Regions from separate parts of the Homo sapiens genome. Here region 1 is linked to region 2. A link is an interaction called in ENCODE POLR2A ChIA-PET data of the cell type or tissue named here. Cell type or tissue: PC-3. All regions are shown on one strand. Each heading gives the region's core, and the rest is flanking DNA. Links, peaks and the distances in the headings are about the cores only.

Region 1 (5,312 bases), core at 313-5,312, 450 kb after region 2:
GGATTGTTTCTGTGTTTGTGGGGGAGTCCTATGTGTTGTGGAATGATGTGTGTGGCCAGGCTGCGAAGGGTTGTTTCTGTGTTTGTGGGGGAGTCCTATGTGTTGTGGAATGATGTGTGTGGCCAGGCTGCGAAGGGTTGTTTCTGTGTTTGTGGGGGAGTCCTATGTGTTGTGGAATGATGTGTGTGGCCAGGCTGCGAAGGGTTGTTTCTGTGTTTGTGGGGGAGTCCTATGTGTTGTGGAATGATGTGTGTGGCCAGGCTGCGAAGGGTTGTTTCTGTGTTTGTGGGGGAGTCCTATGTGTTGTGGAATGATGTGTGTGGCCAGGCTGCGAAGGGTTGTTTCTGTGTTTGTGGGGGAGTCCTATGTGTTGTGGAATGATGTGTGTGGCCAGGCTGCGAAGGGTTGTTTCTGTGTTTGTGGGGGAGTCCTATGTGTTGTGGAATGATGTGTGTGGCCAGGCTGCGAAGGGTTGTTTCTGTGTTTGTGGGGGAGTCCTATGTGTTGTGGAATGATGTGTGTGGCCAGGCTGCGAAGGGTTGTTTCTGTGTTTGTGGGGGAGTCCTATGTGTTGTGGAATGATGTGTGTGGCCAGGCTGCGAAGGGTTGTTTCTGTGTTTGTGGGGGAGTCCTGATTCCGTCATTCCAGTTTTTCTTCGAGTTGTTCTGTTTTTCAGTTCCAGAATTTTCATTTGGTTCTTCTTTACGTCTTGTGTTTATTTTCTTAGGCTCTCTGTCATGGCAGCTGCTCTGAAGTCCTTGTCAGATGATACTGCCATCTCTCATCCAGGTCTTGGCATCTGTTGATCATCTTTGTTCATTTAGTGTGACCCGTCCTGGCCCTTGGTACTAGGAGTGATTTTCTGTTTGAACCTGCGCATTTGGGGCATTACGTGCTGAAACACTGGTTTTTATTTAAACCTTCGGTCTTAGCTGGCTTTCTTGAATGGCGCCCTGGCAGGGGAAGGGCCACGCAGCCTCCTTACTGCCAGGTGAGGATGGAAGTCCAGGCTCCCCACTCAGCCTCTGGCCCCCATGGGCCCCCGAGGAAAGGATGGGAGTTCCAGCCCCCCGGCCTCTACTGGTGCCCCCCGGCTGGGAAGGCCTCAGCACTGCTCCCCACATGGCTCCCCCCGACCCCACCCTGTGTTTGCTGCTGGGTGGGAGTGGGAGCCTCAGCTCCATCCAGCCTTTGCCCATGTGGGTGGAGGTGGGGCCGTAGTTTTTTCTGTGTTATTTGGCTGATGTAGAGTGATTACTGTCGGAACATTTTCTCTCTTGCCAGGCCTCTATCGTGGTCCTTTGGGCAGAGACAGCAGGCTTTGTTGGAGTTTCTTTTTTTGTCTGCACCCGTTGAGATTTCCAATTGACTGTGTCTTCAGCTCCAAGTATGGGATCTATGAGGCAAAATGAAAATCTAGAGGACTTGCCCCCGTGTTGTTCCTGGGGTCCCAAGGACCCAAGCCAGTCTGCCTTCTCTCCATCTTTCAGAGTCATCTTGTTTTACAGATGATGTCCAGGATTTTTAGTTTACTTAGAAGAAGAATAGGGAGGATGTCTACTCCGTCTTCCCAGAAGCAGGAGTCTCACCGGAAACTGAGGCTTTGAAAAGTTGCGTGTGCCCAAAGTCTGTCAGGTCAGACTCGGAATTCAGGTTTTCCTGACATCCAGCCTGTCCTGCCACACTTTCCTCTGCAAAGCTGCCTGTAGCCTCCCCTGCCTGGCTCCCTGTCCAGCCAAAAACTTACCAGTAACCACAGCCTGTATGGTGGGGTCTGACGTTTAACCGTGTGCGTCATTGTCTGTGTTAGTTTTCCAGTGGTTTGGTGTGTCAATGATGTGACTCGACTGAGATCGTCCCCAGATTGTATCAGGGAGCAGCTCCCTGTCTCCTCTTGATTCGGCGCCACCCCTCGCAGCCCCACCTCCACCCCTCCACACCTCCTGGATGCTCTTAAGTCACGTTAATTCCTTTGACTCCTCGTGGCTGCAGAACATATCCCGTGCTCCTTGTCCGGGTCTCCTGGGGGCCCCTCTCATTTGGCACCTGTGACTTTCCAGAGGCAGCTCCAGCTTGTCCTTGACATAAGCCCCGTCCCCAGGCACATCCGGCTCCTGGAAGCTCTCACTCTCCGATGCTCTCGCCTGCCTTGCTCGTTTAATTTCGGGTGACTTTTCCTTGCAGCTTCTGCTCAGCCTTCAGCCTTCTAGACTTTGTTCATTCACCTTTTTAGGAAGCCGTTCTTGACTTCACCAAAACCAGACGAGCCTTCCCTTCTCTCTCCTCACATACCTTTGCAAACCCCTCAGTGCTTATCAAGTGACGTTGTAACAGCTTCTTTCCTGGTCAGGCCCCTGCCTGTGAGCTCTCGTCAAAGGGAGGAGATAAAGGTGACGTGAGTTTGAGTTGTCATCTGAAGTAGGACTAGCAGCTATTTTTGGTTGAGGAAGGATGAGTTTGGTTTTGTGCTTACTCAGTGAAGTGTCAACAGCATATCCAAGGGGGACTGGCTTTCAGGCTAATGGAAATCTTGCTGTTATGGAATTGCTCCCACAAAGGTCATTCATGACCCGGGAGAAAAGCAAAGGTGACCATTAATGACCTGGAAGAAAAAGGTGACCATTAATGACCCGGGAGAAAATAATTGAATGTCAAGGACACCACCTGGGTTGGGGGAGGCAGCAGGAGGAGGAAGAGAACCATTAAAGTTGATAGAAACTCCAGTGGTTCTAGAAGGGGCTGCAGACGAGGGAGTCCCACAGTTAGTAGGGGAGGGGTTACAGGATAGAAGCACACGAGGGAACCCAGACTGCTGCTCTCAGTGGCTTTTGGGGCCTTGGGCTTTGAAAATTTGCCAAACAGTTCTGTTTTCCAGAAGACTCAACTCCGTGCTGCTTTTAGAATGTACAAGCAGAACACGTCGCTGTTTGGAAAACTAAGACTTAGCATGCAGTTGCTCCAACATGCATGAAATTATTGAGCAGCATCAGTTCGGAATGTGGATGGAACTGTTATCACACGGTCTTTTTTTATTGTTGAAACACATCCAACTCTTACTTGTGGGATGGACAAAGGGTTGGTGGCTCTATACGGAGCCAGGTGCCTGCTGGCCAGCAGGCTGTGTGAGTCATCCGGTCTTAGAGGCGCTGGATTTCTCTGCAGTGCAGGCCAGCCCTGCTGCTCCTTGGTGTAGGGGGCAGAGCCGGGCAGTGCCCCCTCCAGCCTCCCAGCAATCTTCGTCCCGTTTTCGTGAGATTCCAGCAGTCTCCAGTTTGAGGAAAGAGGCCCACTGTGTCTTGAGGCTGAACTTCTTAACCCACTTTATTTTTATGTGTCCTTATCAGAACATAAGCAGTGTCTCAAACTCAGGCCGTTTACTAGTCGCCACCGGGCAAAGCTAAATACAACTTTTATAAGAACCTGGCCAACGGTAGTTGAAGTCGACCCAAACATTTTAAACTTTGCCAATTGTACTAGAGCCGGAGCAGGCAAATGGTGGTAGATCTTCTTAGCAACAAACAGTTAGAAGACGGAAAGGGCTAGGGTTAGGGTCTTTTGGTCACCCAGCCCTTACCTGGTTTTCAGATAAGAACTTGGCCTGTTACACATTTTCACGTAGAAGTGATCTTCTTGGTACAGCCGAGGTCTTAAGCTTTTACTGAAACACTATCCTTAGCTGCCTTATGATTTAAGTGAGGATTATAGAACTTCAGCCCTAACTTTTTCATTATGTGTATTTTTCTTCATTCATGTCAGGTTGGATTTGGTCTAGGGAGTCCCAGAAAGAAGTAGAAAAAGAGAGAGAAGCCTACCGTCGGAGAACTGCTGCTTTTCAACAGGATCTGGAAGCCAAGTACCACGCCATGATCTCAGAAAATCGGCGTGCTGTCGCTCAGTTGTCCTTGGAACTCGAAAAGGAACAAAACAGAACTGCTAGTTACCGAGAAGCCCTTATCTCTCAGGGACGCAAGTTGGTAGAAGAAAAGAAGCTTCTGGAACAGGAACGGGCCCAGGTGATGCAAGAAAAAAGACAGGTGCAGCCTTTGAGAAGTGCGTATTTGAGCTGCCTGCAAAGGGAAGAAAACTGGCAAAGGAGAGCCAGGCTTTTGCTGAAAGAATTTGAAGCTGTTCTCACAGAAAGACAGAATATCTACTGCAGTCTGTTTCTTCCTCGCAGCAAGCGGCTGGAGATAGAGAAGAGCTTACTGGTGCGAGCGTCCGTCGACCCCGTCGCCGCTGACCTAGAGATGGCAGCCGGTCTCACCGACATATTTCAGCATGATACATACTGTGGTGATGTCTGGAACACCAACAAACGCCAGAATGGCAGACTCATGTGGCTCTATCTCAAATACTGGGAACTCGTTGTCGAACTGAAGAAGTTTAAGAGAGTAGAGGAAGCCATACTAGAAAAGTAAGACAAGAGTGAAATCAAACTGCTTTTAGTGACTCGAGGCCAGGCAGTCATGCGCCTTCTGGGTCTCCGGCGTCTTCCGTTCCCGTGCTGCCCGTGTCATGGCCACACCGTCACCCTTCAGCAGCGACCTCCACTCCCGCCACCGTCTGAGCAGAAGTGCACCGAAGCCTCAGAGACAGAGGGTCTCCTCCCGATGCTCTGCCGCTGTTGGGGATATGGTTTCTTGAAGCATTTTTAGGCTGCCAGTATTGTATTAAGCAGAACAGTATAACCTCGTATTTTAGCTCCAGGGTAAAAATGGTTTTTTAAAAAGTCAAATACAATACTGGTCCTTACCACAAGTAATTTTCTGTCTGTTTCATCACTCCCTAAATACTTTCTCCTCAAATTATTTTTCTCTGTCACCAGATTACATTAAGAATTTGTCAGATAATGTGTAGAACTGCATAACAGGTAATAGGAAGTAGTAATATTATATTATCAAGGGTTTATATTTTAAAGATCTCTCTCACTCCATAAAGGGGAAATACCAAGTGTTTCTTGTATCCAGTTGTTACTTAATGTGTGTTTGTTGTATGCAGTTGTTACCTAATGTGTGTTTGTTGTATGCAGTTGTTACCTAATGTGTGTGTGTTGTATGCAGTTGTTACCTAATGTGTGTGTGTTGTATCCAGTTGTTACCTAATGTGTGTTTGGAATTTGGCTTGTGTCTGTATTCAGCAAGCAGATACTTATTAGCAATGATATATACTCAAAATACTTGCCATTTATGAGTAATAATGCCACTTTTTGTGTAATTCTTCACTCTTTACAAAATATTTTTATATGTATTATCTCATTGTTTACCACAGCCAACAAGGTAGACAGGCACTTATCACCCCATGTCACACATAG
Region 2 (5,376 bases), core at 307-5,306:
TGGAGATGCCTTGGCCCTGGACACTTACCTGTCCCTCTACTGGCCCAGCTCATCTCCTCCTGTGGGCAATCACGCGTGCACTGGCCACCCTCCCACCCCACAGCACACACCACGAGGGGATGGCACAGGGGGAAGATGAGGCTGGACCGTGATGTTATCAATAGGCTAGAACGTCCTTCAAACACTGAACCTGCATCTTTCCTCCTCTTACTACTGAACACTTTGTGAGCTCTGGTGGTCCAGGGTGCAGCGTTTGTCCCTGGGCATGTGATGGGGAGTCCTGGGCACATCGAGATGCTTTACTTCTTTCTTTCGACCTCTTAAAAAACTAAACCAAGCCAAACCACAAAGGAAATCTGCACAACTTAAGAGAAACTTGAAAGGGATCGTGTAACTACTAGTTTGTACTAAGTTTTTTTCAAGAAAGGGAAACAAATTTATATATATATATATATATATATATGTGCAATATATTTTTACACTGTGTGATTAACATTAGGGAGTACTGAGTGCATCACTTTATCAGTGTGACGGGTGATGTCCACGTCATGGCTGTTCTGACTCTGAAAGCCACTTCTGCTGATGTCTAAACCGCACTCACCGCGGACGTCCGCGGGGTGGGGTGGCCCTGCTGTTCCTCCTGCAGGTGAGAGGTGTGGTGTTGCCTGTTGGACTTGCTGTTGAGCCTGGCTTGCAAACCTGTAGTGAAACAGCTCGTGTCTGTGTGCACACTGCTCCTGTGTCTGCTGTCGTTAACATTGTGTGTCAAGTTGGTAAAGTGACAAATAAAGGTGTTAAAACATGGATTTCTCTGTTCCTCAGAGCACACGTGTCTGTAACAGGTGATAACAGGGGATAGGTACTGGAGGGGCCCCAGGTGGGGAGTGTGCTGAGTGCCTCCACTGGGCTGAAGCTCACAGGGCCAAGGCCCTTGTGTCGCCTTTTCCCGAGGGAGTCTCTCGCTTCCTCATCTAGACAGGAGGACCGTGAAGGAGGAGCAGGCGGACCAGCCATCTGTCAGGTGTGAGTCCTGCTCTAGCACTGGTGTAGCCCTGGGTGGGGTCTAGATTCAAGGGGAATGGACATGAACACTGTGAACACCACCAGAGCCCCCAAAACAGGACAATGTCATCACAGGCTGCTATAAAAAAAATGCCAACCTGAGATACTAGCCCAGCGAAACAGTTTTCCAAAATGAGGATACAATAAAGGCATTTTTGGACAATGAAAAGAGAATTTGCCACCAGCAGACATTTAAAGAAATTCTAAATGCAGAAAGCAAAGGTGATCTCAAATGGCATGTCTGGTTTGTGAAGAAAGTGGAGCAAAGAGAATAAATAGGTCAATAACTCCAAATTAACAGTGGCTATATCAATACTTTGTGAGATTAAAATGTTTCATAAAAATACTTGGGAACCCCCACAGGTGAGCAGAACAGGAGCATGGAGAGGGACGCGCGCCTCGCGCTCCAGGAACCAACCCCAGAGGTGGGTGAGAGCATGGACTAAACGCACACATGCCATAAGCATGGGACAGAAGCAGAGTACAGTCTCCAAACGAGCAGAGGGACATGCGGGATGACAGGAGATCATCCAAAAGTGGCAAAAGTGAAGAGGGAAAAAACCATGAATAGAACAAACAGCACAAAATGAGATGGCAGATTTAAACTAATGAGATGGTGGATCAATCAGCTTCGCTGAGGCCGGGCGCGGTGGCTCACACCTGTAGTCCCAGCACTTTGGGAGGCCGAGGCGGGCAGATCACAAGGTCAGGAGATTGAGACCATCCTGGCTAACACAGTGAAACCCTGTCTCTGCTAAAAATACAAAAAATTAGCCAGGCGTGGTGGCGGGCGCCTGTAGTCCCAGCTACTCGGGAGGCTGAGGCAGGAGAATGGCGTGAACCCGGGAGGCGGAGCTTGCAGTGAGCCGAGATCACGCCACTGCACTCCAGCCTGGGCAATAGAGCGAGACTCCATCTCAAAAAAAAAAAAAAAAAAAAAAAAAAAAAAAAAAAAAAAAATCAGCTTTGCTGATAAAACAAGAGAAAGAAACACAGAACAGGGAAATTGATAAAATAATATTTTAACCCATATTTATTTGTAATTTCAGCATGGCTAATGATAGATCAGATCAGAAATTGAAAAGAAAATGGAGGCAAAGGGTGTTTCTTTGAAAGGACTGAAGAGAAAGTTCAAATAACGAATATGAAGAATGGCCAAGAATGGGCTGAGTCCCCGGGAGGCAGATGCTGAGGTGGCCTTTGTATCACAAGAGGCTCACTGGTGAGGAATGCCCCTGAACAGCAGCAAGGGGAGGAGGCCGGGAGGCCTCAGGGAGGCTCTGGAGATGACCTGCTAGGGAGCTCCCTGTGGTTCGCATTAGGCCCAGGCCCTGCCTGCTTGGACACTGGCTGCAGCTGCCTGGATGAGTGTGTCCTCAGCTCCAGAGCCCAGGCACAGCCTGACAGCATGGTGGCTGGAGATGGTCTCTACCCCTGTACTCCCTGCCCCTGGATGGCAAGGTCTCGCTTGAAGGGACACAACTGTCCCTACATCTCTGCCACAGGGACACACACAACTTCAAATGTTGAAGCCATTCAAATTATGTGTGTTATACCCCCCAAAATGGAAAATTAAGACAATATGGACCAATTCTTAGAGACACATAACTTACAAAAACTAACTCGAAAAGAAATGGAAAGCCTGCTCAGCCCTGTGACTTAGGGGAAGTCACTGCCAGCTACAAAAGAAAACCCCTAACACTTCAGTGGCTGGACACACAAAATGTATTACTCACACAACGTCCAACTTCAGGAATAACAAGAGATCTCTTCTAACAGAAGACAAACAGACTTCCTAATCCTGTGATGCAGCTGCCCAGGTCACTGGCAGGGAAGCTATCACAGTGACGCACCAGCTCCCGCTGCTCTGGCCCTGAAATGACTCACCTCAGTCCCACACACAGGCTGTTGCTCAGTAGTCACACGGCCCCAGCCCAACTCAGGGATATGCAGCGTAAAGGCAGGGGGGACATAAGGATGGTCTGTGTGAACGGTTCTGCCACATCCTGGAACACTGAGTTATACTGGATCAGTAGTCAAACCTCCTGACAAAGAAAGTTCCAGGCACAAGTGACTTCACCAGCAAGTTCCATCAAACATCCATGGAAGAAATAATTATAATCTTAAGTAAATTCTCCTAGAGAATGGAGAAAGAATACACAACCTAGCTCATTTTACGGTGGTGTAAAGATGCGAATCCTTTCAAGAACAGCATTACAAAGGAAAATCGTAAGTGGCTGTCACCCGTGAAGAGAGATACTAACCACTGTACTAGAGCACGCAGCTACCCAGTGCTCAGGACGCACCAGATGCTGCCCGAGAGTCTTATTCATACTAACTCATTTCACCTTCACAACAATCCTGTGAGGAAGCCACTATTTCCCCATTGTACAGACGAGGAAATCAGGGCCCAAACACAGGTGCTAGGTAGTATAGCTGGGCCACAAAATGCTAAACAAAATATTAACAAACCAAATATAACAATATGTATGTAAAAGAAAATCCATAATTATTAAGTTGGACTTATCTCAGAAATTCAAGGTTTATTTTTAACAAAAGCAAATTATGGTCGTTAAACACATCAATATATTAAATGATAAAAATCATGGTCATCTCCATCACTGCAGAAAAAGTGATAAAAGTCATCCATTCTTGAGGCGAATTATTGATAGAAGAAGCTTTAAAACAAGCAAAAAAAATCCATTACAAGTGAGTGGATAAATGGTGAGAATTTATCACCCCTTTGAATATCAGGAAGAAGACAACGATGCCCACTCTGTTACCACCTCTAATCAGCACTGCACTAGGGGTTCCGACCAGTGTAGAAAAGCAAAAAACAAAACAAAAATAAAAACATAAAGTAAAAATCCAGAACAACAGGAATGGGAAAGAAAACCCATTACTCATAGAAAACATGACTGTGTGCCTAAAAATGAGGAAACAGCTACAGGCAAATGATTAAAATTACTAGACTGCCGGATACAAATTAATACACAAAAATGAATTTCCATGAAATGGCAACACATAATTAGGAAAATGAAATCCAAGCACATTTTTAAAAACAGCATCGCAAAATAACAAGGACCTAGGATTAAATGTAACAAAAGACATACAAGACCACTGTGAAAAGTATCAGGCTGTATGAACACCCGCTGAAGGAGCCCTAACATTTGGAGAGACAGATACCATGTTCAGAGCTTGTAAAACCCAGTACTGCAAGTACGTCAATGATTCCCAAGTTGATCTACAGGTTCAACACAATCCCAAACAAAATCCCAACTCGACCGGCTAGTTCTAAAATGTATGAAACACAAAGGGTCAAAAACAGCCAAGACATCCTAACATAAGATGGAGGTACGCGCCCCAGAGTGTGTGGTATTGGCAGAGACAGACAAGGAGATGCAGAAACGGACACAGAGATCATCCTGACAAAGGAATCTTCAGCAGCCGGGACTGGGAAAACTGGGCTTATGTCTGCAACACAATGAAACTGGATCCTTAAGCTTCACAACAGGCGCAAAAATCAATTCTGGGTAGAATCTATATCTAAAATCCAAAATATACAAAACTATAAAATCCTTTGGAAGGTAACAGAGTATCTTTATGATCAAGGCAAAGTAAAGATTATTAAAAATTAGGATCCAAAATGCTTTAATCATAAAAGAAAATATTGATACATTGGGCCATATTAAAGTTTAAAATTTCTCTTAAAAGACACCATTGAAGTAAAAAGACAAGAAAAGCTATTTGCAAATGTAATTCACAAAGCACTACTACCCAGAATCATAAATAACACCTGCAAATAAATGAGACAGACCATCCAATAGAAAAGTAGGGAAAATACTTGAATAGGTACTTTACAAACAGGAAATCCCAATGAGCCGCAGACACATGAGAAGGTGCTGAACAAGGAGAAGCCAATGAAACCAGAAAGAGGTCTACCCCACACGTTCCACCACCCCGCGCCCTCCGCCACCCCGCGCCCTCCACCACCCCACTCCCTCCACTACCCCACACCCACCGGAGTGAAGGTGCTAACACTTCAGGCAATGGGTGCTGAAAACATGGACCGGCAGACGTGGTCATACACAACTAGCAGTCGGGCCTGCGGGTACCACCACTTTGGAACAGTTGGGAATTTCTAGTAAACCTGTTAAAAACATGGTTAAGCAGTTAATGGAAACGTGAACATAATGGGATATAAAACTAATGAAAAAAATCAAATGGAGTTTTTTTGTTTTTTTTTTGAGACGGAGTCTTGCTCTGTCGTCTAGGCTGGAGTGCAGTGCTGCAATCTTGGCTCACTGCAACCTC

What was found. Peaks named below come from ENCODE experiments on the same cell type or tissue, not always from the same donor. Only the 100,000 strongest peaks of a DNase experiment are listed, where the experiment ranks them.
Region 1: POLR2A ChIA-PET joins it to region 2 with 5 read pairs; 1 of 35 experiments calls an interaction of 5 or more read pairs at or near these places.

The regions. Positions count from the first base shown.
Region 1 is chr5:204,404-209,715 of GRCh38, reverse strand. It overlaps CCDC127 (coiled-coil domain containing 127), which reads left to right. Exons shown (of 3, transcript NM_145265.3): 3 at 3,758-5,312. The coding sequence ends at 4,419. Among named protein-coding and RNA genes, the nearest start is that of CCDC127, 11 kb to the left of the region's middle. RefSeq lists a silencer at 1,624-1,949. In PC-3, for the core only: no CTCF peak of the experiment used is centred there; no DNase peak of the experiment used is centred there; H3K27ac peaks cover 2,553 bases.
Region 2 is chr5:655,292-660,667 of GRCh38, reverse strand. It overlaps TPPP (tubulin polymerization promoting protein), which reads left to right. Exons shown (of 4, transcript NM_007030.3): 4 at 1-806. It also overlaps a transcript of CEP72 not described here. Among named protein-coding and RNA genes, the nearest start is that of TPPP, 35 kb to the left of the region's middle. In PC-3, for the core only: no CTCF peak of the experiment used is centred there; a DNase peak (open chromatin) is centred at 2,897; H3K27ac peaks cover 2,602 bases.